Linked DNA regions of Homo sapiens: region 1 is linked to region 2. The links are chromatin loops, found by intact Hi-C in ENCODE. Cell type or tissue: Calu3. All regions are shown on one strand. Links, peaks and the distances in the headings refer to the core of each region. The heading gives the core; the rest is flanking DNA.

Evidence for each region. Peaks named below come from ENCODE experiments on the same cell type or tissue, not always from the same donor. Only the 100,000 strongest peaks of a DNase experiment are listed, where the experiment ranks them.
Region 1: a loop joins it to region 2, with 4 times the contacts of the local background. A loop is called at or near these places in 1 of 110 quality-filtered maps.

Annotation. Positions count from the first base shown.
Region 1 is chr9:81,347,731-81,363,643 of GRCh38, reverse strand. No RefSeq gene overlaps it. Among named protein-coding and RNA genes, the nearest start is that of TLE1, 330 kb to the left of the region's middle. RefSeq lists an enhancer at 1-152. In Calu3, for the core only: no CTCF peak of the experiment used is centred there; no DNase peak of the experiment used is centred there.
Region 2 is chr9:81,403,093-81,419,005 of GRCh38, reverse strand. It overlaps the pseudogene RPS20P25. Among named protein-coding and RNA genes, the nearest start is that of TLE1, 280 kb to the left of the region's middle. In Calu3, for the core only: no CTCF peak of the experiment used is centred there; a DNase peak (open chromatin) is centred at 8,625.

The DNA of each region.
Region 1 (15,913 bases), core at 3,772-11,771, 54 kb after region 2:
ATACCTTGCTTTTCAACCTCAATCTCATGCTTTTGGCTTGCCGTGTCCTGAATTTCCAATTTTATTAAGCTTTTCCAGGCCTCATCTTTCTTGGCATATGCAATATTTAACACCACTTACTCCTTCCTTTTGGTTGTTTCCCTGCTCTGATTTCTATGATAACATTTTTTCTTGGCTTTTCTTTTCTTCTTTTTTTTTAGTGATGGGGGTCTTGCTATGTTGCCAAGGCTGCAGCAGTGGCTATTTACAGGAACAATCATAGTGCACTACAGCCTCAAATTCCTGGACTCATGTGATCCTTTGGCCATAGCCTACCAAGTAGCTGGAACTATGGGTGTGCACTAGGCATGCACCACTACACCTGGCTGGCTTTTCTAACTTATTCATGTCTTCTTCATCTCAGCTCCTTTGCCTGACTCATGGACCCTAGTCCACTGCCAATGGCAGGGTTGGTCAGTCCATGTATTTGTGCAATTTATTAGAAGGCCTGAACACGTGTTATATTTTTCCAAAACAGATTTTTTTTTCCTTGAATTCTCCATCTTTGAAATGGGTGTGACTTTGTATCTATTAAGCTAAGCTAGTAACCTGGAGTCATCCCAAACTCTTCTTTTCCTTTTACTAACAACATCTCATTAATGATCAAATCTTAAAGTTCCTATTTCTTCCATGTGAGACAGAAACTCCTAGCACCCCACTCCATGATGTACTCTTAGTTCTAGTCATTTTCTGAGATACTAAGTTTTCTTAATCTACTTTATAAATCCATATATCTGTTTCTTTGAACATGAATACTCTTTTCTTTCTTGAAAACCAGTTGAGTACTTTATATGTCTTTTAAAACTCAAATAGCACCTCCACTGTGCTTTTCCTTCACACCCTTCCTAATAAAATACTATTTTTTCTTTTAATCCATTATAGGTGGCAGAATGGAGAGAAGTATCAGGCATAAGCTACAGTCATATAAACCTTGATACAGATGTGAATTGGTGAGTGTAATATGGATTGTTGATCAGTAATCTCTCAAAAGATCAAAGGAATACACACTTGTCCAGCAAAGCTGTTTACTAGGCCTACTGAAGTAAGAGAGAAGGCCAACTTCACTGAGTCTTAGTAGTGTCTCAAAACGGGGAAGTAAAGGGAGGATATTTATGGTGTTTTAGAGCCTGAGGTGGGTGATTTTCAAGGTGGGTCTTTCAAGGCAGGGAATTGGTTGGGATTGGGCAGTATTTATGATAAAATAAATTCTGATTGGTGAACCTAGCAGGACAAAGGTCTGAAAGCGAGTCTTGGAGAACAAGTTTAGTCTTGAAAAGAAAGCTCTTTCAGTGGGTTCACAGTCATATCTTCCAGGAGCAAGTATTTATGGAATAAAAGCACTTACTTCCTTTTGCTTGGTCTTAGTATTTTTTAGCATATAAAAATGAAAATATTTTCCCAGAACTGTTTAACCAAACGTGAGGAAGGTATGTTGGTTTATGTTCCCACTATCTCATAGGAATATTGTAAAGATTGGCTACTTTTAATGCACATTTACCATAGTACCTATACGTATAAGTATTTATCATAGTACCTACATAGCAAGTTCTCAATAAAAGGGCTTTGTAATTATTACTCAGTATAATTTATTAGAACATCTATACTACTTTACTTCAATGTTTTGTTTTAATGTCCATCTCTTCGAATACATCACAGGCTCCCAAGTACCAGAACTATGTTTTATTCATTTTATATCTCCAGCTTCTAGCACAGAGCTTTGCCATGTAATGAGTTCTCAGTAAATGTTTGTGGAATGAATGAAAGGAAGCAGTGTGCTAAATAAACTGTGTATGTGGGTTGACACCAAGGAATATGTTAGCTATGTTGGTGAACATTATGAGAAGGGAAGACAGGACAAAGCATTTCTTCCTAGAATGCAAGAGGCGGTTGAAGAAATGGAGAAACCTAACTTTTGTTTTTCTTATGCATGCTAAGGAGCAACTCTTTTGGATTGAAGTTTAATACATTTAGCAGATAGCCATCCATCATTCCCTGTTTGCAGGCAAGAGTAAGTGATAGCTCCATTAACTCTGCCCACATAACTTGTGGAGCAAAATGTCCGAGGTTGGTTTGGATTGGGACCTGGTGCTAGCTGGTGTGTAACAGGGCAAAGAGGCTGAGAAAGACAAGCACAGCTGGTGACTACATCTCATGTTTAATGGGGAAATCTTGAACTATTACAACCCTTTGCACTAAGAAGGTGGAGATGACTTGAGAGAAAACCAGGACCACATAGCAAGAAAAATTAACTTAATATTTCTGTCTGTTTGTACAGTGAATGACATTGTTCATGTGAAATACTAACGAGTTTTTTGCATTCTTTCTACACTTACTTTCCTTTTGTGAGGAAACTTATACTACACAGCTTTGTCTTTGAAGCTATGTATTTGAATCAGACCTTACACTGAGGCAAAAAAGAACTTGGGTTATATAATAGCTGCCTGGTCTTATTTTATGCTTCTATTAGAGCCCTGAGTACAAGACACCCCACTTCTTTTGTATAGGTCTGTCCTTGCCACTAGAGTACGACTTCCATTGTCATACTCTGATAAGATACCCTAGAGACAGGGTCGGCATCTTATTCAATATTGTATAATTGCCAGGCTGTGTTTCCCATGGATGCTAGTACTGACAGTGCCTGGCACATAATAGAAAATGTTCGCAAAATTGACGGTGATGAAATGAGTGTACATAGATGGAGGAGCTGAGTGAATGAAATAAAAAAATTCTTTAAAAGCAATATTAATCTTTATTTACTTTGGATTATAAAATATTTCATTAGAAAATACATAACTAAAAGAAAATTTATAAAGAAGGAAAACATTGTTGAACTCAACACTGTTAGTAAGCACCCTAGTCACCCACTTTCACATACACCCATGTTACACACACATACACATAACAGATATATATATTTACATGTGTGTAAACATGTATATCTATATATGAAATACTTTCTAAATATTTTAAGTGTATATATAACTGAGCGATATATCTTTAAGTACATATATATGTTTATAGGAGAAATTGAGTTTAGACTATAAAAATAATTTTGAACTTTTTTCCTCTTTAGTATTGTATCATGAAAGAATTTCATGTCTTTAAATATTTTTGGAACAGTTTTATTAGTTGTATGGTTTTTCATCTCATAGCTATCCCTTATTTATTGAAATTGTTTCCAACTTTTCTAACCATATCAGGAGCAACTTTTTGAACAAATCTTTTTTTTTTTTTTTTGAGACAGAGTCTTGCTCTGTCACCCAGGCTGGAGTGCAGTGGCACAACCACAGCTCACTGCAGCCCATACCTCCCTGGGCTCAGGTGATCCTCCCACCTCAGCCTCCCAAGTAGTTGGGACTACAGGAATGCACCACCATGCCTGTCTAATTTTTGTATTTTTTGTAGAGACAGGGTTTCACCATGTTGCTCAGGCTGGTCTTGAACTCCTAGGCTCAAGTGGTCTACTTGGCCTCCCCAAGTGCTAGGATTATAGGCATGAGCCACCGTGCACGGCCTGCACACAAATATTTATGTACCTCTGTGTTTATGTCTTCAAAAAAAATTCTAGAAAGGATTAGTTGTTATTGTAGTGGCTTAATTACAGAACAAAGAAAATCTAAATATATATTAAGGGATATTTTGGCTCAAAGGGTAAGAATATTTTGAAGATTTATTATTCCTGATACCAAGTTGTTCTTCATAAAAATTATACTGTTGTATGATTTCCTCAGTAGAGCATGAGTTTTCTATTTCCCATACCAGTTCCAATGCTAGGCTTTAATATTAGAGAAATTTGGTGTCAGTTTTAAAGAAAAACAGAGGCTGGGCGCGGTGGCTCATGCCTGTAATCCCAGCACTTTGGGAGACTGAGGCAGGTGGATCACGAGGTCAGGAGATGGAGACCATCCTGGCTAACACGGTGAAACCCCGTCTCTACTAAAAATACGAAAAATTATTCGGACGTGTGGTGGGCGCCTGTAGTCTCAGCTACTCGGGAGGCTGAGGCAGGAGAATGGCCTGAACCCGGGAGGCGGAGCTTGCAGTGAGCCGAGATTGTGCCACTGCACTCCAGCCTGGGCGACAGAGCGAGACTCCGTTTAAAAAAAAAAAAGAAAGAAAAACATAGAATTCTATTGTGTTTTAATTTGCATGTGTTTCATCATTTTTTGAGCATTTTATTTTACTATGAATGGGCTTGCCTGGAAGAGCTTCTTATATATTGAGAATATTTTATGTAATTTTTTTCAAGTTGTCATTTACCTTTTATGTTAGGATTGACCAACTTATTAAAATTTGTGTATTTTTATAAAATAAAAATATCATTTTTTAGAATAGTTTTTTCTTTATTGTTATGCTTCAAAATTTTATTACAAAGTCAAATAAATATTCACTAGTTTTCTGTGCTTCTTTGATTTTATTTCTTATATTTAATTCATCTGGTGCTTTTTGGCATAACATATAAGGATGATAGAACCTTTCTTCAAATATTTTTGTAATAGTATTAGTCTAATTTATTATATAATTTAAACTTCCCTGTTAATTTGATAGTATGCCAAAACCTAATGTAACTTTAATTTCTCATGCCTCAGGAGCCTGTGGGTATCGGCTGGGTCATTTTAATAGTAACTACTTAAATTTCATTAGGGCATGTTCTCTGTTGGAGCAGGATCTCCAGTTACTCATCCCCACCAAACCCATTCCCTTTCAAATATTTCTGGGAATACGTAAGGGCTGCTCATTTGTACTAATAGACAAGTCTGACTGGAGATTTTGGGGATAGTTCTCTTGCTCCCTTTAAATCAAGTATCCCACCTTTTTCATTATTTCATCTAAGTGGAACCAAATAGGTGATGAGGTAAAGTCTTTCTTTATAGATGCGTTACAGATTATTAATTATTTCAAAGAAGAATGAATGACAGAATTTAAATATGCCATTTGCAACCCCTAAAAATGTAATGAATCTATGCGGTATTATTAATGGCTGCTAAGACCATTAGGTAAAGAAATTCCTAAGGAATGGCTATGACTGATAACATCTAAACTCATTGATCAATTTTTTTTTTTTAAGACAGAGTTTTGCTCTTGTTGCCCAAGCTGGAGTGCAATGGCGCGATCTCAGCTGACCGCAACCTTTGCCTCCTGGATTCAAGCGATTCTCCTGCCTCAGCCTCCCAAGTAGTTGGGATTATAGGTGCGCGCCACCACACCCAGCTAATTTTTTGTATTTTTAGTAGAAACGGCTAACCATGTTAGCCAGGCTGGTCAATCAATTTTAACACAATGAAAGAAGATACAACCAAGTACTACATACCTCATGATGGGATTTACAACATAACTTTGAAATATTCTTACTGAAAAATTCAATTTGAATCTGCTCAGGACTCTAGATCTAACTACTATTCATAGTTTTCAGGGGACACAGGGGATAGAAGAACGTGTTAAAAATATCATGAGGATTTAATCAGCAAAATTCAGAATGCAAGAAAATTTACAGGACAAACAACCCAATTTGCCCAATGTTAAATTGTGAAGAAAATAAAAAAGGAGGGGAATTCATAGATTAGATAACAAAAGACACATAACAACCAAATGCAATGTGATCTTGTTTGAATCGTATTTCACACGTAACCAAATCAACAAACACTGTGAGACAACGAGCAATTTGAACACGGAATATTTGGTGATATTAAGGAACTATATCTGATAATAGTTATGCTTTATGAAAGAATTCTTATCTTTTAGAGAAATGAACTGAAATAATTATGGATGAAATGTTGCATTGTTTAGAATTTATTTCAAAATAATGCAGTGTGGGATGGAGGGACTAAAGCTAAAGATGTAATAAGTCTGTCTGGACTAATAATTGTAGAAGATGGGTGATGGGTCCATGAGGGTTTATTTCACTACTCTATTTTTTGGTGAAATTATTTATTTTTTATTGTGGCAAAATACTCATAACATAAAACTTGCCATTTTAACCATTTTCCAGTGTATATACAATTCAGCGGCATTAAGTACATTCACAATATTGTACAACAATTACCACTAATTCCAGGACTTTTCTCATCACCCAAAAGAGATGGGGAAATTTTTAATGATAAAAATACTAACCATTAAAGCAACATCTACTAAGTAGATGAATGGCTGCTTAGTTTTTTATTTATCCCATTTGTCTTTAAATCAGGGGTTAGACAATGTAGAGATATAAAAAGTATCTATTTTTAAATTTATTTTTATCAAGGTAGGCTATGTTTTCTGAGCTCAAGCTTACTTAGAATTCTCTCAAATTCCTTTGGCAATGATGTTTGTTAAATTTTCTTACAAACTCTGGCAATAATTTTTCTATCTTAATATTTTATTTTGCTTTAAATAGTCCGCTTTTTCTACATAGATATTTTAGCATCTAACTTACGGGAAGCTATGTCAGAATCTGCTAGGTAGGTGTCATTTTTAAATGAAAGCACAGCCAGAATTTTTTTGATTGCTGGATAGGAACATTTTTTTCCTTTCCAAATAGATATAATATTGAGAAAAATATTGAGAGTTACCACTATGTGAACAAACAACCTAATTATTAGAGGAGTTTGGTTCTTTGTTCTAAACAGCACTTCTAAACATTCCATACCCGATTTTCAAATTTGGTAATTCACTATCTTACCTTTTTTAATATTAAAATTTCACTTGTCAATATTAAAATTTCATTTGTTATTGCCTGACTTTTGGATACAAGCTATTTTAACTGGGGTGAGAGGATATTGCATTGATTAGCATATGCTGAACTTGGAAGTATTCCCTCCTTCCCTATTTTTTGGAACAGTTTGGGTAGGATTGGTATTACTTTTTATTTAAATGTTTGGTAGAATTCGGCAGTGAAGACATTGGGTCGCAGGCTTTTCTTTACTGGGAAACTTTTTATTATGACTTTGATCTCATTGCATGTTATTGGTCTGTTTAGGCTTTGGATTTCTTCATGGTTCAATCTTGGTAGGTTGTGTGTATATAGGGATTTATCCATTTCTTCTAGGTTTTCCAATTTACTGGCATATAATTGTTCATTGTAGCCACTAATGATCCTTTGAATTTCTGTAGTATCAGTTGTAATGTTTCCTTTTTCATCTCCGATTTTTTTAATTTGGGTTTTCCCTCTTTTTTCTTAGTTAGCCTGACTAAATGTTTGTCAAGTTTGTTTATCTCTTCAAAAAAATCAACTTTTCATTTTGTTAATCTTTTGTATTGTTTTCATTTCAAATTGATTTATTTCTGCTCTGATCCTTATTATTTCTTTTCTTCTAATTTTGGGTTTGGTTGGCTATTGCTTTTCTAGTTCTTAAAGATCCATCATTAGGTTTTTTATTTGAATTTTTTCGTTTTCATTTATTTATTTATTTATTTTTCCATATGTTATTGGGGTACCGGTGGTATTTGCTTACATGAGTAAGTTCTTTAGTGGTGATTTGTGGGATGTTGGTGCACCCATTACCGGAGCAGTATACACTGCGCCATATCTGTAGTCTTTTATCCCTTGCCCTCCTACCACTCTTCCCCACAAGTCCCCAAAGTCCATTGTATCATTCTTATGCCTTTGGGTCCTCATGGCTTAGCTCCCACATAGTGAGAACATACAATGTTTGGTTTTCCATTCCTGAGTTACTTCACTTAGAATAATAGTCTCCAGTCTCATCCAGGTCACTTAAAATGCTATTAATTCATTCCTTTTCATGGTGGAGTAATATTCCATCATGCATATATATTCCACAGTTTCTTTATCCACTCATTGATTGATGGGCATTTGGGTTGGTTCCACTATTCTGCAATAGTGATTTGTGCTGCTATAAACATGCGTGTGCAAGTATCTTTTTCAAATAATGACTCCCTTTCCTCTGGGTGGATACCCAGTAGTGGGATTGCTGGATCAAATGGTAGTTCTACTTTTAGTTCTTTATGGAATCTCCACACTGTTTTCTGTAGTGGCTGTACTAGTTTACATTCCCACCAGCAGTGTAGAATTCTCCCCTGTTCACAGCATCCATGCCAACATCTACTATTTTTTGAGTTTTTGATTATGGCCACTCTTCAGGAGTATAAGTGCTATTGCATTGTCATTTTGATTTGCATTTCCCTGATCACTAGTGATGTTGAGCATTTTTTCTTGTTTGCTGACCATTTGTATATCTTCTTTTGAGAATTGTCTATTCATGTCCTTAGCCCCCTTTTTGATGAGACTGCTTTTTTTTTCTTACTGATTTGTTTGAATTTGTTATAGATTCTGGATATTATTCCTTTGTCAGACATATAGATTGTGAAGATTTTCTCACGCTTTGTGGGTTGTCTGTTTACTCTGTTGACTGTTCCTTTTCCGGGCAAAGCCCTTTAGTTTAATTAAGTCCCAGCTATTTATCTTTGTTTTTATTGCATTTTCTTTTGGATTCTTGGTCATGAAATCCTTGCCTAAGCCGATATCTAAAAGGGTTTTTCCAATTTTATCTTCTAGAATTTTTTTATAGTTTGGGGTCTTAGGTTTAAGTCCTTAATCCATCTTGAGTTGATTTTAGTAGAAGGTGAGAGACGAGGATGCAGTTTCATTCTCCTACATGTGGCTAGCCAGTTATCCCAGCACCATTTGTTGGAAGGATGCCCTTTCCCCACTTTATGTTTTTGTTTGCTTTGTCAATGATCAGTTTGCTGTAAGTATTTGGGTTTATTTCTGCATTGTCTATTCTGTTCCATTGGCCTACGTGCCTATTTTTATACCAGTACCATGCTGTTTTGGTTGACTATGGCCTTATAGCATAGTTTGAAATCAGGTAGCGTGTTGCCTCCAGATTTGTTCTTTTTGCTTAATCTTGCTTTAGCTATCTGGGCTCTTTTTTGGTTCCATATGAATTTTAGAATTGTTTTTTCTAATTCTGTGAAGAATGATGGTGGTATTTTGATGGAGATTGCATTGAAGTTGTAGATTGCTTTTGGCAGTATGGTCATTTTCACAATATTGATTCTACCCATCCATGAGCATGGGATGTGTTTCCATTTGTTTGTGTCATCTATGATTTCTTCTAGCAGTGTTTTGTAGTTTTCCATGAATACGGCAAAAGTGGTACTAAGAGGAAAGTTCATATCCCTAAACGCCTACATCAAAAAGACTGAAAAAGCACAAACTGGCATTCTAAGGTCACACCTCAAGGAACTAGAGAAACAAGAATAAACCAAATCCAAACCCAGCAAAAGAAGGGAAGCAACCAAGATCAGAGCAGAACTAAATGAAATTGAAACAAGAAAATTTAACTGATAAATGAAGCAAAAATCTGGTTATTTGAAAAGATAAGTAAAATTGACACACCATTAGCAAGATTAACCAAGAAAAGAAGAGAGAAAATCCAACTAACCTCACTAAGAAATGAAACAGGAGATGTTACAACTGACACCACTGAAATACAAAAGATTATTCAAGGCTAGTATGAACACCTTTACACACATAAACTAGAAAACCTAGGAGAGATGGATAAATTCCTGAAAAATACAACCCTCTTAGCTTAAATCAGGAAGAATTAGATACCCTGAACCGACCAATGACAAGCAGCAAGATTGAAATGGTAATTAAAAAATTACCAACAAAAAAAAATTCTGGGACCAGATGATTTACAGCAGAATTCCACCAGACATTCAAAGAAGAATTGGTACCAATCCTTTTGACACGATTCCATGAGATAGAAAAAGAAGGAACCTTCCCTAATTCATTCTATGAAGACAGCATCACCTTAATACCAAAACCAGGAAAGGCCATAACAAAGAAAACCATAGACCAAGATCCTTGATGAACATAGATGATAAAATCCTTAACGAAATACTAGCTAACAAAATCCAACAACATATCAAAAAGGTAATCCACCATAATCAAGTGGGTTTCATACCAGGGATGCAGGGATGGTTGAACATATGCAAGTCAATCAATGTGATATACCACATAAACAGAATTAAAAGCAAAAATCACATGATCATCTCAATAGATGCAGAAAAAGCATTTGACAAAATCCAGCATCCCTTTATGATTAAAGCTCTCAGCAAAACTGGCATACAAGGGACATACCTTAATATAATAAAAGCCATCTATGATAAACCCACAGCCAACATAATACTGAATAGGGAAAAGTTGAAAACATTCCCTCTGAGAACTAGAACAAGACGAGGATGTCCACTCTCACCACACCTCTTCAACATAGTACTGGAAACCTAGCCAGAGCAATCAGGCAAGAGAAAGAAATAAAGGGCATCCAAATCAGTAAAGAGGAAGTCAAACTGTCACTGTATGCTGACGATAGGATTGTTTACCTTGAAAACCCTAAGGGCTTCTCCAGAAAGCTCCCAGAACTGATAAAAGAATTCAGCAAAGTTTCCAGATACAAGATTAATGTGCAAAAATCAGTAGCTCATCTATACACCAACAACGACCAAGCAGAGAATCAAGTCAAGAACTCAGCCCCTTTTACAATAGCTGCAAAAAAAAAAAAAAAAAAAAATCAATCAAACAAACATAAACTTAGGAATATACCTAACCAAGGAGTTGAAGGTTTTTTCTTTATTGATGTAGGCACTTACAGCTATAAATTTCCCTCTTAGTACTGCTTTCGTTGTATCTCATAGGTTTTGGTATGTTGTATTTTCATGATCATTTGTTTCAAGAAATTTTTTCAATTTTTTTCTTAATTTCTTCACTGACTCACTGGTCATTCAGGAGCATATTGTTTACTTTTCATATATTTATATAGTTTCCAAAATTTCTCTCATTATTGATTTCTAGTTCTGTTCTATTGTGGTCGGAGAAGACATTGATATTATTTTATTTTTTTGAATGTTTTAGAACTTGCTTTGTGACATAACATATGGTCTATCCTTGAGAATTATCCACATGCTGATGAGAAGAATGTGTATTCTGTAGCCGTTGGATGAAATGTTCTGTAAATATCTGTTAGGTTCATTTATTTTATGGTGCAGATTAAGTCCTATGTTTCTTTGTTGATGATCTGTCTGGGAGATCTTTCCAGTGCTGAAATTGGGGTGTTGGTCTCCAGCTCTTATTGTATTGGGGTTTATCTCTCTCACAGAGAAGGAATTCTGAATTCCTTCTCTGTGTTAACTTGAATATCTTTTAGTTTCCTTAAAATAGGTATTTTGAATTCTCTGTCAGAACAGTCATATATCTGTTTCTCCTGGAGCACCCACACATGTAAAGCAAATATTATTAGAGCTAAAGAGAGAGATATATGAACACAGTGTTGGGTGCATATATATTGACAATCATTATATTCTGATGCTGGATTGACCCCTTTATCATTATATAATTACCTTCTTTGTCTCTTCTTACAGTGTTTGTCTTTACATCTATTTTATCTGACATAAATATAGCTACTCTTGTTCTTTTTTGGTTTCCATTGGCCTGGGATTTTTTTTCCATCCATTTATGTTTTTCTATGTGTATCTTTATAGGTGAAATGTGTTTCTGATAGGCAACAACATATCATTGGGTCTTGTTTTTTTAATCCATTCATCTACTGTATGTGTTTTGATTGGAGAGTTAAGTCTATTTACATTCAATATTATTATTGATAAGTTGGAACTCACTCCTGCTATTTTGTTCTTTGTTTTCTGGCTATTTGTGGTCTTCTCTTCCTTTGTTCATCCTTCCTGTCTTCCTTTTAGTGAAAGTGATTTTCTCTAGTGGTATGCTTTAATTTCTTGACTTTTATTTTTTGTGTATTCATTGTATGTTTTTTGATTTGAAGTTATCATAAGGCTTGCAAATATTTTTTTACAACCCATTAGATGACAATGAACACTTATTGCATGCAAAAACAAGCCAACATGCCAAAGGAAAACTAATAAAACCTCTAAATTTTAAGTTGGTCTCCCCGCTTTTTAACTCTTGGTTATTTCTCTGGATTTCTCATTGTGCTGTCCATGTCTTAAAAAGTTGTTTTAGTTATTATTTTTCATTGGTTTATCATTTAGTCTTTCTACTTAAGACAAGAGTGGTTTACATACCACCGTTACAATGTTATACTATTCTGTGTTTTTCTGAGTGCTTACTATTACCAATGAGTTTTGTGCCTTCAGATGATTTCTTCTTCTTTTTTATTTTTACAGACAAGAGTCAAAGCATAAAGATGATTCCTTCTTGCTCATTAACATCCTTTTTTTTTTTTCCATACTGAAGAACATCCTTTAGCATTTCTTGTAAGACAGGTTTGGTGTTGATGAAATCCCTCAGCTTTTGTTTGTCTTGGAAGATCTTTGTTTCTCCTTCATGCTTGAAGAATACTTTGACTGGATATGCTATTCTAGGGTAAATGTTTTTTTCCTTTATCACTTTAAATACATCATGCCACTCTCTTTTGGCTTATAAGGTTTCCACTAAAAAGTCTGCTGCTAGATATATCGGAGCTCTGTTTTATGTTATTTCTTTTCTCTTGATGATTTTAGTATCCTTTCTTTATCCTCATCCTTTGGGAGTTTGATTATTAAATGTCTAGAAGTAGTCTTCTTTGAGTTAAATCTGCTTGGTTCTCTTTAACCTTCTTGTACTTGAATATTGATATCTTTATCTAGGTATGGGAAGTTCTCTGTTATTATCCCTTTGAATAAACTTTCTACTTCTATCTCTTTCTCTGCCTCCTCTTTAAGGCCAATAACTCTTAGATTTGCCCTTTTGAGCCTATTTTCTATATCTTGTAGGCAGGCTTCATTGTTTCTTATTCTTTATTCTTTGGACTCCTCTGATTGTGGATTTTCAAACAGCTGGTTTCAAGCTCACTAATTCTTTCTTCTGCTTGATCAAGTCTGCTCTTTCCATCAAGAGACTCTTTCCATGCACGAATGCTAGCTGAGCCCAACACAGCTTTATTCTCCACTGTGACAGGGCAGCACTGAATTCAGTGTAGTCTCCCTGTCCCTGCACTCTCCCTCCCCAAAGTGCACAGATTCTCTCTCTGCACCACATAGTCACTGCCAGGGGATGGGGGAGGTATGGTGTTAGCCATTCAAGACAGTCTTTCCTGCCCTCCTCAACACCTCTTATAGTGATACGAAGTTAAAACCAGGTACTGTGATTGCTTATCTGATTTTTGTGTTTTTTTGTGTGATGGTACTTTTCTGTATGCAGATAGTTGGTAAAATTTGGTGTTCCAGTGGGGGGCATGAACAGTGTAGGATTCTCTTCAATCATCTTGCTCTGCTCCCATGCCAAAGGCATTTTTATTATTTTACTTATAATACAATTTATAGTAGAAGAAAAAATTTATGCATTATTACACTATTTAGACCTAACAATTATTAACATTTTTTGTGTAAATTTTCATGGCTTTTATAAATATGTTTGAATATATATATATATATATATAAAATAAAAGTGGGATAATCCAATTTGTAACCTGAAATTTCTGTTAAACAATAGATAATGAGCAATGTTCTATATCACTATTTATGTTTACTTGTAAAACATAAATTTTCCTGATAGCTCTGTATCCTTTGGAATGGATATTACAGTTGACTTAATCAGCTTCCTAGTTTTGGACATTTTGGTTGTTTTCAATTTTTTTTAAATTTTAGACAACACTGTAACAAATACACTTTTAGATAAATTTGCTTGTAATGTTGGTTATGTCCATCTATGGCACTTTTTGAAATTTTTGAGTTCAGGTGTATATTTTGAGCAATGAATTTCAATATAGTTTCTCCTAAGCTCACTCAGCATAATTTCTGAACCAAGGGGAGGTAGGTCTGTAAAGTTGAGGTCAGGGACGTGGTGGGGAAAAGGTGTAGCTAACATGTGATGGGGACATCTAGGTAGAGGTTCACTAAGATTTTTGCTTCTCAGACTCCTTTGAACCCTCAGAGCCAGCTGAAGTAGTCCCGATCTTGGCTGAACAGATCTGCCACAGCCAAGCATTCAGTGTTCTAAACTTTCAATATTTTTTGTTATACACTAACAAATTAGAAAACCTAGAGGAGATGGATAAATTTCTGGAGAGGTACAACCTACCAAGATTGAATAAAAAAAAAAAATAGAAAACCTGAACAGATTAATAGTAAATAATAATATTGATATTAATAACATTAATAAAATGTTTCCCAGCAAAGAAAAGCCCAGGACCTGGTGGCTTTACTGCTTAATTCTATCAAACTTTTTTTTTAACCTCTTCCTTGCAGAGCAGTGTTAACCCCTAGGCACTGTGCTCAGAGTCAGCTAATTCTACCAAACTTATAAAAAGAATTAACACTGATTCTTCTCATACTATCCCAAAACATTGAAAGGGAGTGAACTCTTCCTGACGCATTATATGAGGCCAAAATGACCCTAATACCAAAACCAGACAAGGACATAACAGATAACAACAAGAAAAACTGTCTGCCAGTATCCCTGATAAACATAGATGCAAAAATCCTCTACAAAATACTAGCAAACTAAATCCAGCAACACCTCAACATGACTAAGTGGGATTATCCCAGGGACGCAAGGATGATGACTGAACACACACAAATCAATAAATATATCACCTCAACAGAAAGAAAGACAAAAATCATATGAACATCTCAATAGACCAAAAAAAAAAAAAAAGGGATTTGATAAAATTCAACATCCTACCAGTACCATGCGGTTTTGGTTACTGTAGGCTTGTATATTTGAAGTCAGGTAACGTGATGCCTCCAGCTTTGTTCTTTTTGCTTAGGATTGTCTTGGCTATACAGGCTCTTTTTTGGTTCCATATGAAATTTAAAGTAGTTTTTTCTAATTCTTTGAAGAAAGTCAATAGTATCTTGATGGCGATAGCATTAAATCTATAAATTACTTTGGGCAGTATGGCCATTTTCATGATATTGATTCTTTCTCATCCATGAGCATGGAATGTTTTTCCATTTGTTTGTGTCCTCTCTTATTTCCTTGAGCAGTGGTTTGTAGTCCTCCTTGAAGAAATAGACAAACTGAATTATATTACACCAAAAATCTTCTGCACAGCAAGGAAGCAATCAACAGAGTGAAGAGACAACCTGTAGAATGGGAACAAATATTTGCAAACTATTCATCCAACAAATGCTAATATCCAGAATACCCAAGGAACTCCCAACAACTCAATAACAAAAAACAAATACTCCCATTGGAAAGTGGGCAAAGGATCCGAATAGACATTGCTGAAAAGAAGATATGCAAATGGCCAACAGATATGTGAAAAAACACTCAACATCACTAATCATCAGGGAAATGCAAATCAAAATCACAATGTGATATCATCTTACACCAGTTAGAATGGCTATTATCAAAAAGAAAAAAAATAACATATGCTGGCAAGTATGCAGAGAAAAGGGACTCTTATATACTGTTGGTGGGAATGTAAATTAATATAGCCATTATGGAAAACAGTATGGAGGTTTCTCAAAAAAACTAAAAACAGAGTGACCATACAATCCACCAATCCCATTACTGCCTATTTATTCAAAGGGAAGGAAATCAGTATATTTAAGGGGTACTTTCACCCCCATGTTTATTGCCGTACTATTCACAATAGCCAAGATATGGCATCAACCTATGTGTCTGTCAATCGACGAATGGATAAAGAAAATGTGGTATATATACATAATGAAATGCTATTCAGCTGTTAAAATGAATGAAATCCTGTCATTTGCAGTAGCCTAGAAGGAACTGGAGATGATTATGTTAAATAAAGTAAGCCAGGCCCAGAAAGACAAATATCACATGTTCCCATTCATATGTGGGCGCTAAAACAGTTGATCTTATTATGGTGATAGAAAATAGAATGAGGCTGGAAAGGGTGGGGGTGGGTGGGGATGAAGTGAGGTTTGTTAATGGGTAGGAGTATACAGTTAG
Region 2 (15,913 bases), core at 5,336-13,335:
ATAGGTAGCTACTGAAACACCTATAATTTCAGAAGTTCTTCTTGTTCTTATTTACTGATGTTCAAAACTTTATTAGACAATCAAACCCATTTGACTGTAATTTGTGTACATATCTCTTCTCTTTGCAAAAATTTGGATAAAGGGATAATGTGAATTAAATAATATGATAATTCTGAGAATACTTCCTTCCTATGGAGAGCTTTTAGCAAGTTTCTCCCACTTGGGTTTAACCAGGAGACTAAGCAGATACCTAAAAAAAATTTCATTTATGTAATTTGAAATCATAAACATGGGGCCAATATCTAACTACACAGCAGAATGCAAGTCATACAATAGACCTTTAGGCAAGGATCTCTCTATTTTCTTTTTGTAATTATGTTAGATGAAGACTTACCTTGCTTGCTTTATCTGTCTCTTGTAAAGTGCATCTTCTCATATATTTTATTTCACTGTTCACGGTGTACATACATTCTCTGTCTTGACATTTGTGTGCATATATGTGTGAGGTTTCTGAATCTTGTGACACTGTTGATCTTTCTTAATGCTGAGGAATTTTGCCTGGGGGGTAGGCTTTTAAATGAAAGGGCATCTGCTAGAAATCATTTTCTCACTTAATTACTGAAATGGCCCTTCAAATGTAATTTGATATTAAATTCCTATACCATATTGTAGTTTTCACTTTTAAGAATACCAACACAATGGACAAATGTTTTCCATCAAATATGTTTGATGACTGATATTTTGGTTTGCCAATGTAATGAAATGAGATTAGTGCTGCCAGATTTGCTTCTCTTTTTTCCCCCTCTTCATTTTGTTTAAAGAAATGGCTGGTTAAATTACTAGGGTTGGAAAAATGCAGCTGCTTTCTTTATGTGCAGCATAATTTTGCTCTCTTGATTTCCTGGTTTACTTGGCAAATTTTCTAAATCAATGTTTAAATAGGAAAATGTCCTGACCAACTGAAAAAACCCTTGTGGTTCCTAAATACATTTATAAAGCAACACTTGATAATTTCCCAAATCAGAGTATTACAGTTGCTTGAAATGTGTAACTTATGTTTCTCTGGGAATCAGGGCATTTTTTAGTTTTAATTATTTTCTTGGTAGGGACTAATTGCTGGAGCTATCAGCATAAGTTAGGGAAACGACATTTCCAAAATAAGCAATTCTTCAAGAAGGCTTTATAGCAATTGGTTAGCAAGGAAGTAGGACTTGGAGTGGAGAAACTTTCTTAGAAGAATTAAAGTTGATGATTTTTGACAATGTGTACCAGGCTAACATTTATGAACTGTTGTTCATTTCTGCTTCTCTGAATCGACAATAATGAACTTTCAAACAATAGTCCAACCAAGACATTTCCATTTTGACAGCCAAATCAATTGGTTGTGCTGATAGAGTTTCCTGTTAGATGGAGGTTAGCCAAACTTTTCTTTTTAACTGTTGAACCAGACAATTCCAATCAGCTAAAAAAAAAAAAGGTTGTAACTACAAACCACCTGTTTTTCTCTGCCAACTCAGAGAGGCTTGACTCAACTACCAGGTCTGTCTGCTTGCTCACTATGCCTCTTTCCACGCTCCGTTTGGCAATTGGATATTTGAATCTTCCCCTCTCTTGGCTCTTTCTGCTGTCACTGTCCTGATTAACTTGTATCAAGGGGGAAATATGAGCAGGTAATCTTGGCTATAGTTATGTGACTCATCTGCTGGTTGGACAGAATCAGAAACAAGAGAAAATATCGATTGCTTTACTAGCGGTCCTTGCCAGGCTGCCTTAAGAGTACTAGAAGGCTGTAAATAACCCTTGGCTTGTACTTGAGTTCTCCTTCTTCTAGGTCAGACTCTTGGCTGATGTGCAAGTTTTGTTGTCAACATAGAATCATGAGCCTTCCTCTAAACCCCTTGATACAAGAGAAGCTCTGCCTGATGGTCTCAGTTTCACTGAAGGTGACATGACTGCCTGCTTAGGCCACAGGATACTCTGCACGAATGAGAGTCTCAGCTTGTTATGTGTGTCAGCTGTGGGCTTAGATAGAGCTTAGCAATTAAATTCCGGGAGAGGATTCACTGTGGAAACTATGTTGAGCATGAATACTCTTGAAAGTCCTTTAAGTCGGAGTTTTATTATATGACACAGTGTCCACATGAAAGAATTCATGTTTGTGAGGGAAGAGAGAGGAGAGATGCCTGGTAAAAGGTGGAATGTAAGTGTTTTCAAAAAAAAATTTTTTTTAAAGTTCTGATGTAGTCTTGGCTCCCAGCTGGGTTTGGAGGCTTTTCAGATGTTGCAGATAAGAGTAGAAATCAGAGCACAGACATTGCCTCCTGCTTTTTACAAACACAGTTGAAAAAGCACTGGATAATTGGGCAGATTGTGGTAAGCTATAATTACAGACTACGGTTCTGTTTGCAAGAGGAAAATATTTGGACCTGATTGGATGCCTGAAGCATCCAATCAGTTACTGGAAAATAAAAGTGACTTCAAAAGATGGCCGTTAAAACTTTGACTCAGGTCACAATAGAGACTCTAAAAATTGACGTCAACTTACATTTTTTTTGCTTGTTCTCACAACCTCATTTTTAACCTAAATTTGATTAAAGATAAGGACTCTGAATGTAGAACAAGTGTTGAATGAAGACTTAGGCCTGTATTTTTGCTGCATGATAATGTTTAAATTTCATGTTCCCGTCAGGTGCTATATAGAGATAGTTAGAGATAGTTGATTTACAAAACTGGTCATGTTGTGATCCTCACATACTTTCTTCACTTTTCCTCAACGCTTGCTATCTCATTTCACCTTGCTATTGCCCTGCTGCCCTGGACCTCTGTCCCTATTCTACCATCTCACCCTTCAGCCCCCTCCACCATCATCTGTGTGAGAATCTCACTTCTGGTCCCAGGCATTACTATCAATAGGTTGGAACTAGGAAAAGTCCTGGCCAGGAGGCCTATATTGTACAACTAGGAAGCAGCATTCAATGTAGAATATAATCTGAATGGTTCTTCCTGGAGTTGTGCGAAACACCTGGCCCTGCACTCCTGGTCTCTCTGGTGGCAGGGAGGTATGGACTGGGCCACCCTGTGACCACTGTCACTTCTGCAACTGGAGGAGGCTAGCCCTGTCTTTCCTCGATGGAGCTAAATTTTCTGTTGTATATGTTTTACAGAAATCATTGTTATATATGATCCAAGGATATTAGAATGTAAAACAGAATTCTGTGGGAATCTGTGTATGTGTATGTTTAATGGGCAAATGGTATTCAACTTTTAAGCAACAAATTTACGATGGAACTTTTGGAATATCCCCCTTTGGTAATGTGGTAGTTTTCTATGGTAAATGCATCTGGTTTCTCTTCTTCCTGCTGGCTTCTTTTTCTTTAATTGAATTTTCATTGCTACTCATATACATATGACATTTTACAGAAATACATAAATGTGACATTATCATATATACTGGAGTTCTTATTTTGCAGTCTTTTATTTCTTTTTTTTTCTCTTTTTAGCTTAGCTTTTCTTTTCTTCTATTCTTCCCTTACCTTGACTTTACTCTTATCACTCCCTTCTCTAAGAACCCAAACTGACACCTTTGTGTGTATTCACCTCTTTGTTTCTCTATGCTTATATTTTTATAGAGGAATACATCTCCCTGTTTTTCACACACACACACACACACACACACACACACACGTGCTCATATAATTATATACAAATACAACATACAACACACACCCTGCACAGTTTTTAGTCAACATTTCTCTCTTTTAAAAGGATTATGTTATAATAAATACCCTTTTCTTCATTTTGCTTTTTTTCACTTGACATTACCTTGCAGAATTCTTGACAAGTGGCCACATATTTCTTTCTAATAACTCTATAGTAGTTTTATAGTGTGGATGTACGTAAGCAATCCACCCATTCCCCTGTAGATGAGCATTTACTTGGTTTCCCATTTTTGCTAGTACAATGTTGCAATAAACAGCCTTGCTCATATTTCCTGTGGTTAATGGCACTTTTATTTACATAAGAGAACTCCCTAAGAGTGAATTGGTTCTGTTCAAATATATCAGGATTCTAAATTTAAATTAAGATATTGCCAGATTATTTTTTCTAAAGAGTTTACTAATTCATTCATATTCTCACCACTCATGTGGGGAAGTACTCTCTTTCCCTGTATGTCCCTGGCAGCAATATGCATTACCAGTCTTTTTCATTTTTGCTTAACATCTCAATTTTAATATTAATTTTCTGACCTACTAGCATATTTTAGTTTATTTTTTATTGTACTTTTCTTTCAATTGCCTCTGCATCCCATCTTGTCCATAGTTCTATTGGGTTGTTTCTCTCTATTATAAATTTGGAAGACAAATGTATATTGCAGATATTAACATTCTGTCCCTTCCATTGCATGTGCTTTTAAAAATTAATTATTCATTTAATAGATGTTTTGCTCTCTTTCCCTACATATTTTAAAAATGTGGCCAGAAAGTTTCTCTTTTTCTTAATGGTTTCTTAGCATCCAATTTTAGTGAAAGGGTCTTCTTCACTTAGATTGCATAGCCCGTATCCGAGATTGTCTTGTAGAATTGTAGTTGTTTTATTTTTTTGTCCTTAAATTTTTAATAAGACTAGTATTTCTTAAATAATCTCCTCTTTTGAATTAAAATAACACTTTTGCTCCATTAAATTCTCAAATGTGTTAGCATCTAATTTTGGATTCTCTTTTCTGTACCAATGATCTTTTGCCTATTCTTAGCCTGGCAACATGTTGACTTAATTACAGCTGGCTAATACAATGGTCTGATATCAGATAGGGCAAGTCTCCCTTGTCATTCTATTTTAAAAACTTTACTTAGATTTATTTCTTCCATGGCAATTTTAAGATCATTTTGTCCAATCCCCACAAAACTCCTCACATTACGTGTTTACAGTAGTCCCCTCATATCTGGGAGGGGTATGTTCTAAGACCCCGGTGGGTGCCTGAAACCGCAAGTAGTACTGAACCCTATATACACTATTTTTTTTCATATACATATGTATCTATGATAAAGCTTAATGTATAAATTAGATACAGTAAGAAATTAACAATAATAATGAAATAGAACAATTATAGGGACAGAGTGTTAATATCTGCAATATACATTTGTCTTCCAAATTTATAATAGAGAGAAACAACCCAATAGAACTATGGACAAGATGGGATGCAGAGGCAATTGAAAGAAAAGTACAATAAAAAATAAACTAAAATATGCTAGTTTTTATAAATGTAGTCTGTTTAACTCTCTCTCAAAATATTTTGCACTGTACTCACCCTCACCCTTCTTTTCTTCAGATCTGTCGATCTGATAACCCAGGACCAACAGACAAGTAGTGTGTACAGTGTAAATACACTAGACAAAGTTATTATTCATATCCCACGTGGGATGGAGCAGAAGGACATGAAATTTCATCACGCTACTCAGAAGAGAGTGTAGTTTAAAACTTATAAATTGCTTATATCTGAAATTTTTCATGTAGTATTTTTGGAACACAGTTGACTATGGGTAACTGAAACCATGGAAAGCAAAACTGTGGATAAGGAGAGGACTACTGTATATATGTAACTATGTTTATGTCTATATGTGCATGTATATGTGTGTGAGCACATGTAATTACATATTTCATGATATGTATATATCACATATATAGAATCTATAATAATATTTTCTGTTGGCTTTTGATAGCAGTCTTTATTACCTTGAAGTAATATCCTTTAATCCTATTTAACTTGAAATTTTTAATAAGAAGAGATCTGAATTTTAGAAAATATATTTTCAGTATCTTTGATATGATCATTTGTTTTTCTTTCTTTAACAATCGGTGCAATTAATTCTGTTGATATATTACCTGATAATGATCTACCCTTGTATTTTTGGAATAAGCCCTTCCTGGATGTAATGGCTTATCCATTTGCTACAAAGCTGGATTCTCTTTGATAAAACTTTACTGAAAATTTTTGCATTTATATTCAGAAGAAAGTTTTTTTTGTGTGTGCTATCATTACAGGGCTTTGAGTAAAAGTTTTACAAGTTTCATAAAATGGACTGGAAGAGCTCTCTCTAATTTTCTCTGGCTTGGATTAGTTGAACTAATATTATATAAACTAATATTACTTTGTATTAATTTTATTTTGAAAACCTACCATATAGTAAACTTCATTTTTGATGTACAGTTCTACGAATTTTAACACGTTATTTATGTAAACACAACTGCAAACAAGGTATAGAACAGTTTCATCACCTACAAAACTCTTCTTGTACATGCTGTCCATACTGCTACACCCTGGAAAATACTGATTTGCTCTCCATCACTGTAGATGGGGTCTTTTAAAGTATATTATATAAGTAGAACCAGAATACATAACATTTTGCGACTGGCTCCTTTGAGACTGGCTTCTTTTACTCCATATAATGCCTTTGAAATTCATCCATGTTGTTGCATGAATCAATAGTTTGCTTGTTTATTCATTCAGCTGTTGAAGGACTTTTGGATTGTTTCCAATTGTTGGTGATTATGAATAGAGCTGTTATAAACACTCCTGTACAGGTTTTTGTGTGAATTTAAGTTTTAATTTCTCTCAGGTAAATACCGATGTGGGACGACAGGGCTATAGGTAAGTGTATGTTTAACTTTGTGAAACACTGCCAAATTGTTTTCCAGAGGAGCTGTGTCATTCTGCATTTCCATCAGCAACACATGAGAGTTCCAGTTGTTCAGCATCCTTGCCAAGACTTCGTATTCTCTGTATTTTATATTTTAGTCATTCTAATGGGTGTAGAGTGGTAATGTATCATGGTTTTAATTTGGTTTTAATCCTAATGACTAATGATGTTGAACATTTTTCCAGGATTTGTCATCCATATATCTTTGGTGAAGTGATTGTTCAAGCCTTTTGCCCATTTCAGGATTGAGTTGTTTGCTTAGTGTTGAGTTTTGAGAGCTCCTCATATATTGCAGTTAAAAGTCCTTTTTGGACATGTGATTTTATTTCTCTGCATCTGTGGCTTGCCTTTTCACTCTCCTAACAGTGTCTTTCAGAGAACAAAAGTTTTAATTTTGATGGTCTGTTTAATCAATTTTCTATTTTTATGGATTGTACTTGTGGTTTCATAGTCACAAAATCTTTTCCTAACCCTAAGTTATAAAATTTTTTATGTTTTCTTCTAAAAAGTTTATCATTTTATGTTTTACATTTAGTTCTATGAGCTAATTAATCTGTGATACATTTGGGGTATATTTTATATAAAATATAATTCAATTTGTGTTAGGCTGAGGTTTACTTTTTTACACATAATTGTCTAATTGTTCCAATACTATCTGGTGAAATTATTATTCTTTCTTTATTACATTGGCTTTCAATCTTTGTGAAAAATCAATTGTCCGTGCCTGTGTGGGTTTATTTGTACATTTTCTATTCTTGTCCATTGATTATCTATCCATTTGTGAGTACGCAGTGTCCTGATTAATGTAGTTTTATGGTATGTCTTAAAATTGGATAGCGTGATTTTTCAACTTTCTTTAAAAAAAATTTGGCTCCTCTAGTTCCCTTGCCTTTCTATATAAAATTTAGAGTCAGTTTATCTACGTCTAAAACAAACAAACAAACAAACAAGTCTTGTTGAAATTTTGATTTGAGTTACGTTAAATCTGTAGATCAATTTGGTGGGGGGATTGACATCTTTACTATGTTGAATCTTTCAAGCCATGAAAATAGTATTTTTCTATTTATTTAGGTCTTTGATTTCTTTCATCAAAGTTTTACAATTTTTATCATATAAAATCATGTACATATTTTGTAAATTTCTACCTATGTACCTCATCTTTTGTAGCTATTTTAAATGGCATGTTTTTAAATTTGTCTCTGATTGTTTATTGCTAATATATAGAAAATTAATAACTATTTTTGTGTGTTGACCTTGTATCTTGCAAACGTGCTGAACTCAATTGTTGTGTCTTGAAGTTTTGCTATAGATCACTTAGGATTTTTTACATAGTCAATTATCATGACTGGGAGTAAGAACAATTTTATTTCTTTTCCCCAATCTGAATGCCTTTTATTTCTTTTATGTGTCTTATTGCATTGTCTAGGACTTCCAGTATGGTGTTGAGCAGGAATGGTGAGCGTGGATACTCTTACCTTGTTCCTGATCTTATGAGAAAGCAGTCAGCTTTTTGTTAGCTGTGGAGTTTTTTGTTGATGTTCATTATCACTTTGAGGAATTTACCTTCTATTTCTAGTTTGCTGAGAAGGGTTTTTAAATTATGAGCGAGTATTGGATTTTGTCAGATGCTATTTTTTTAAACAATTGATTATTAATGTATTAAAACAGTTGACTTAAAGCATCTGCAATAGTGACTACAGTGTCAACTCCTAGCTCAATACTGGTGGAAGTAATCTGCTTAACAGTCTTGGAAAGGCTGTGCAAGTCAGTAAGCTGCTTGTGGATTTTCATCTAGAAATGGTGTTACGTCTTAGAACTGCCACCACAAGGTGTTTTTCTTGGGATTCTCGAAGTCTTGGTGGACATTTGAACCGGTTCTTTCACTTTGAGATTGTTTTCCTTTGTGCCTCTGGTTGAGTCAGCACACACAGTCTCCACGGATTTTTACCCTGTGGCTGGTTAGTGTAATTAGAATTTGGTGAATCACCACCTTTGGTTCTATGAGATTTTTTCTGTTATTTTTAAAAGCCATACTGCATCTTCACTTCCTGGCCAACCTTTCCTTGGCAAGAGGGAACAGTGGCAAGTCAGGAGCAGGATCAAGTGGACTAGAGATCCGCAGCACCTGTGACCACATCTTCTGCAAAAACCTGTCAAATGCTATTTTCTGTATCAACTGATATAATCATGTTTTGTTATTTTTCTTTAGGCTATAAACACAGTGGATTACACTGATTGATTTTTACATATTAAAGTAGCCTTGCATTTCTGCAATAAGTCTCTGTATAGGAAAAACAAAATGGTTTTTTCTTTTCTATACTCACAACTCCTCTGGCCACTAAAATGTATGAGGATTCCTCCAATACCAAGCAATTCTCCAATTCTCTGTGGACACCAACTGTGCATTCTACAATTCAATTCAATTCTAACATTCACTGGATCCCACAGATTAAGGTTAAGGGCTCAGTCTCACAAGACTGTTAATGTGTTAATCATAAATGGTAGGTCCTCATGTTGCCTACAACTTCTGTCCAATTTAGCTATGAACCAGAGGTTCTCATGATCCCTTCTCAAATTTGATCATTTGCTAGAGTGGCTCCCAGAATTCAGGAAAACAATTTACTTACTAGATTACTTGTTTATTACAAAGAATAAAACCCAGGGACAACCAGTTGGAAGCTATGCATAGGATAAGGCATTGGAGAAGGGGTGAGGAGCTTTCTATGGTCACACTCTGCTATGTTCAACAACCTGGAAGCTCTAACCTCATCTTTTAGGGTTTTTATGGAGGCTTCATGACACAGGCTTTATTTCATAGACCCTCTCCCCTCCTGAGAAATCGGAGGGTGGAGCTGAAAGTTTCAACCCTCTATCACATGATTGGTTTCCCTGGTAACCAGCCCCCATCCTGAGGCTATCTAGGAGCCGCTGGCCACCAGCCATCTTACTAGCATACAAAAGACACATCACTTCCAGAGACTACAAGGATTTTAGTTCCTGTATGTCAAGAAACAGGGACAGAGATCAAATATATATTCTTGTTCAGTTACAATCTACTTGTTCATGTTGTAACCCTTTATAATGAGTATTGCCACATTTCAATTTGCTCATATTTTGCTGAGCATTTCTGTGACTTTTTCAGGAGAGATAATGATTTGTACTTCTCTTTTTTGTACTTCCTTTGTCTGGTTTTGGTATCAGAGTAATAGTGACCTCATAACATAGATGGGAAGTGTTCTCAGAAGAGCTTACATAGAATTGGTGTTTTTTTTTTTTTTCTTTAAATGTGTGATAGACTTCACCAATGAAATCATCTGGGACTGGAGACTTCTTCTGAAGGAATAATTCAACTTAATAGTTATAGAACTATTATGGGTTGAATGGTATCCTCCCCAAAATTCATATCAGAGTCCTAACCTCCGGTCTCTCTGAACGGAAACTTGTTGGAAATAGGATAATTGCAGATGTCATTCATTAAGATAAGGTTATACTGGAGTAGGGTTGTCCCCTAATCCAATATGACTGATGTGCTTATTAAAAGGGGAAATTTGGTCACAGACATGCAAACAGGGAGAATACCATGTGAAGATAAAGGCAGAGTTTGGGGTGATGGTTCTATAAGTGAAAGAATGCCTAAGAAGGCCAAGAAATCACCAGAAACTAGGAGAGAGGTATGGAACAGATTCTCTCTCCATACTCTCAGAAGGAACCAACCCTGCTGACCTGCAGCCCCTGCTGCTCTTACATGTCTCACCTCCAAAAATGTGAGACAGCTAATTTGTGTTGTTTAAGCTACCTGGTTTGTGGTACTTTGTTATAGCAGTCCTGACAAACATAGGTATGGAAGGTAATTTTCAGGTATGGAAGATATTTTTGATCACTTTAATATTGTTTGTTTCTAATTGTCTTATTGTGTTTTGTAACAGAATATCTAAAACTGGGTAATTTATAAAGAACCGATATTTATTTCTTACAGTTCCATAGGCAGGGAAGCATGAGGTTAAGGGCCTTGCATCTGGTGAGGGCCTTCTTGTTGTGTCATCCCATGGCTGAAGACAGAAGGTAGGGGAGAGAGAGAGACAGAGAGAGAGAATGTGTGTGTGTATGTGTGTGGGTAGGGGGTTGAGAGAAAGAAGTAAGAGGCTGAACTCATTCTTTCATCAGGAATCCACTCCTGTAATAACTAACCCACTCCCACAATAATGGCATTAAAACATTTGTGCGGGCAGAGCCTTCATGGCCTAGTCACCTCTTAAAAGTCCCACCTCTCAATACTTTGCATTGGGGATTAAGTTTCCAATATGAACTTCGGGGAGCATATTTCAAATCATAGCACTAATTGTATTGGTGTATAATCAAAGAATATGTTCTGTACAAATCTGACATTACAAATTTATTAACATATTTTCATGACAGGTGCATGATTAATTAAAAAATATCTTTATGGGCTAGGTGCTGTGTGGCTCATCCCTGTAATCCCAACACTTTGGGAGGCTGAGGTGGAGGACTTCTTGAGGCCAGGAGTTTGAGAGCATCCTGGACAAAACAGACCCCATCTCTCTAAAAATGTTTTTAAAAATAGGAGTGGTATCACATAGTCCTAGCTATTTGGGAGACTGAGGCAGAAGGGTAGCTTGAGCCCAGGAGTTTGGGGCTGTATCAAATTATGATTGCACCACTGCACTCCAGCCTGGACAACAGACTAAGACCCCATCTCTTCAAAATAATGAACACACAGAAAAGATGAATATGCAGTATTTGGGGAATATGAAGTTTTCTCTGCACATATGTAAAATTATTACATGTGTATTACATATGTACATACCCAATACATCTAGTTTATTATGTTCCTCAATTAACTTTTGTCCTTTCTAATTTTTTCTAGTAGATCTGCCCCATTCTTAAAATACATAAACCAATATACTTCTTTGCTATCTTTACTGTAAATATATATATTCTAACTTCCAGATATTATTTCTTACCCTTGATTTTTAATTTGTGTTTACTTACTGCTTAGTTAGCTCTTTCATATTCAACTTTTCTTTATCCCAGTGAAGTGTGCAGTTTTCACAAATAGAATATTGCTTTTCTAAGACCAGTTAGATGGTCTCTCTTTTACAGGAAGAATTTAGTTCATGTAGTGACTAATATACTTGAACTTTTTTTTTACTTTACCTTATGATTATTATCTAGTTTTTCATTGCCTTATTCCTTTTATTTTCTTGTTGATTTCATCATTAAGATTTATTCCATTTCCCATGTAAATATGATAGTTTACAATATTTTTTCAATCTATTAACACTTAATTTCTCCTTTCTGAACTATGCTACACAGATATTTCTTTATATTATGTAAAAACAAGCTATTATTCCCACTCAGGTACAGTTTCCCTCGTTAAGATAATTTATTTTCTCCTTAATAAAATGAGATCTTTAAAACTTTTTCACTCTCCTTTCTTTCCCTCTTCAGTCCATTATTTCAGGCTTAGAATTTCCCTTGCTGTTTTAAGAGTTTTTTAACACTTTATTTCATATTTTCAGTGAATCTATTAATTGATATTTAATAATGCAATGACATGCAGGTCATTGCACTATAGATAATGCAAATGTATGTAAGGTATATTCATATGCAAATATATAGCACATAAATTACAAAATGTACTATGTTTATGTAGGTGTATGTTTATATATCCACCTATATATGTATATATATATATAAATTATAAGGTTCATTGCTCAACCAGACTTTCTTCTATTATTTTCTAATTGTGAGACCAAGTTAAGGTGATTATTTTTATCTGAAATCAAATTTACAAGATTTGAGGAAAGGAAATTGTTGTAAATCACTTGTCAAGTATCAACTCATTTTGACCATTTTTTTTTTTTTTGCAATTCAACTTTTTTTTTTAGAGACGTTCTTAAGTTTGTAATGTTTATAAAACAGATTTTTTTAAATGAGTAGTTAGGGCATTAGATGTCAAGTTAGAGGAATAAGAGAATTTTAGTTAAAGGAACGCTTAATAAGTCATTAATGCATTAAGTCATTAATGTTTATCTTTTGTTCCCTGAAAGTCTCTATTTGGTTTTGCCTCCAGAATGTCTTGTATATACCTTTTGTACCATTCGTTGGTACCATTAAGTTCTTTTAGTGATATAGATGATTTCAAGGTGTTATGATAATGTGATTATTAAAGACTAGAATTCTGTCCACATTGCTTTCAGTATAATTAAACATAGAAATGAATATATTAAAAAAGTCAGAGTAATTGATATGAAGCATGGTATATGTGAAATGTAATTTCCAAATTCTAAACACAGTATCAATGTGTTCTAAAGTGAAATTAGAGTTTACATTATGCTAAAAAACAGTTACATAATACGAAAATAATAAGAAAAATTTCTGTGAATTAGGAAAGCTAGTGGCTTCTCCACAAAGATAAATAATAAAACAATGAACAAATTCTCATTCTAGTAAAAGCAAATTATGTATGGATTTGTGTAAGTAAAAGTGTGTAAGTAATAGCGATTCAAAGGCTGCACACATCAGAATTTCCTTCTCCCTTAGAAAGGAATCAGCCTTGTTTTGTATAGAATAAATCTGAAGCTAGACAGGTCGGAGTCTTGACTGTTTTCTATTCCTTGTGACCTTTTAATGACCTTTGTATGCCAACTACAAATAAAGAATATTCTGAGGGCTAAAGAGAGAAATTCCTTAGGGGGATTTTTCAGGTATGTTTTTGTTAAGAGCTTAACATCACTAAATTTTCAGTCTTCTTAATTTCATGACACCAGCCACATACTGTAAATGCAGGTGTATTCCTTTAACTGCAAGGGTTTATTTAACCAATTTCCTCTCAAGTCTTCTGGTGTCAGACACAGCATGACAGTAGTTAAAGATCTGTCACCGTTACCATTAAAAACCTTATTGTTTAGGCTTTGCTTCCTTGACTATTTCAAATTACATCTAGCTGAAACTTGCCAAAGAAGTTGTCAGCTTAGATATGACTTTGATTTTGAAAAACTGTTCAAAATAGGAAAGCCATTTATAGTGACAGAAAAAAGAAAATTTGGCTGGCATCAAATGTCTTTTCTTGCTGAAAGATACTTGTTCGTGAAGTTTTCCAAACAAATGCAGTATGGATTAGTACATTTTGACACTTCAAAAATAAGCATGCTTTAAAACAGGATAGATAATTAACTGGAAAAATAAATGTCTGCATGTATATTAGAAATGTTTCCTGGCTTCATTTTACCAAGGGTGTCCAATATGTCACTATGATAGTACTGAAATGGCAAGATTCTATTTATGCAGAATATGAATCAGGAACATCTCCAAAAACATTTGCCACAAAAAGAATATTTGCATAAGAATATGCATTTTCATTTCTTTGACGTTTTCCAAGAATTAGGTTAAAACTATAGTTTTTTTCTTATAATGCTTAGATTAAGAACGAAGTAAAATTGAATATATAGGTTAATCAGTAAGTCGACTGCCCAAGCTAATATTTTTCTGAATTGTAAAATCTAGCAGAATCACCCAGAGTGCAGTTTAGAGAGTTTATTAGTCTGTTCTCACATTGTTATAAAGAACTACCCGAGACTGAGTAATTTATAAAGAAGTTTAATTGACTTACAGTACCACAGGCTTAACAGGAAGCATGACTGGGGAGCCTCAGGAAACTTATAATCATGGCAGAAGGTAAAGGGGAAGCAAGCATATCTTCACAATGGTGGAGCATGAGAGAGAGACAGCGACGGGGGAAGTGCCACACACTTTTAAACCATCAAATCTCGTGAGAACTCATTCACTATCATGAGAACAGCGAGGGGGAAATATGCCCCGTGATTCAATCACCTCCCACCGGGCTCCTCCTCTAATTTGACATGAGATTTGGATGGGATGGGAAAAACGAAAGAGAAATTAAGAAGCATGGAAGAAAGAATTAGAAGAATTAAAAGCTCCAACAATTATCTAACAAGAGTTCTAGAAGAATAAAGAAAGAATGGGGAAACAATGTTTGAAGAGATTATGGCTGATAATTTTTTCAGAGTTGAAGAAAGACATGGATCCTTAAATAAATAATCAGCATTGAGTTACAATCAGGACTTGATAAACAAATTCATACCAAGAAAGTCTAAAAACTACCAAAAATCCAGATTGTTATTCTTTTCTAGGTAATTTTACTAATGACATACTTCTTAGAAGCAAAAAGTACATGCAGATATCAATTAAATAATTTTTTCAAAGCCCTATGGGAAAACAAGCTGGGATTCAATTCCCAGATTAATTGCTGTCTAAGAAAGAGTGCAAAATATGTAGACAAATTTATGTGTACAAAGAAAGTTTATCCAGTTTATTATATTTAGGGTTTATCATTCATTTATTATTCTTTCTGCTAAAAGACCTACTGGTGTTTTTAATTCAGTAAGAAGAAAATTGAATTGAAAATAATAAAATGGGAGGCAAATAAAAGAGGAAAACATGTTGGTAAATGCAAGTAGCATTGACTGTATGCCCTGCAATGCCCTTCAGTGACATGATGAGGGGAGGTGGCTGGTCAGAGTTAAAACCATGCTAAAATCCTCTTCTGTTTAAGGTAATAAAGATTTTGATTAAAAATAGAGTTTGCTAAAAACACATGTTAAAAATTAAAGGCAACCATAGAAATAATAGAAACAGGATTAGGAAGTGGAGCCAAACTAACCTCTAATCTATGTGATCATTTTCAGTTTTAGGATCTGCTTTTTAATCTTGACTTCCACATCCAGGTGAATATGAAGACTGGTTTGACTCTGGTCTCCTCATCAAGACAGAAGCTCACCTGATTCATTTTTCTTTTTTTTTAACTTACCCCTTTTCCAGGCAAAAGAAACTAGTGTCCTTTGGAAAAAGTTAAGAATGTATATGCTCCTGTCAGTCATTTATAGACACATGATGGGGGTCAGCAAGATATTTTGCTAAGCTGCATTTGACTGAAGAGATGTGGTGTAGCTTTGGAGAAGAAAAAGAAAATGCTCAAAAGATGAAATATCTCCAAAATGATAGTAATGATGATAACTACTACTTATTGGGTATCTACACAGACCAAGCACATTATACTAGCTCATTTCACTTAATCGTAAAAAACCACCTTACACTGCTGGGCGCGGTGGCTCACGCCTGTAATCCCAGCACTTTGGGAGGCCGAGGTGGGTGGATCACGAGGTCAGGAGATCGAG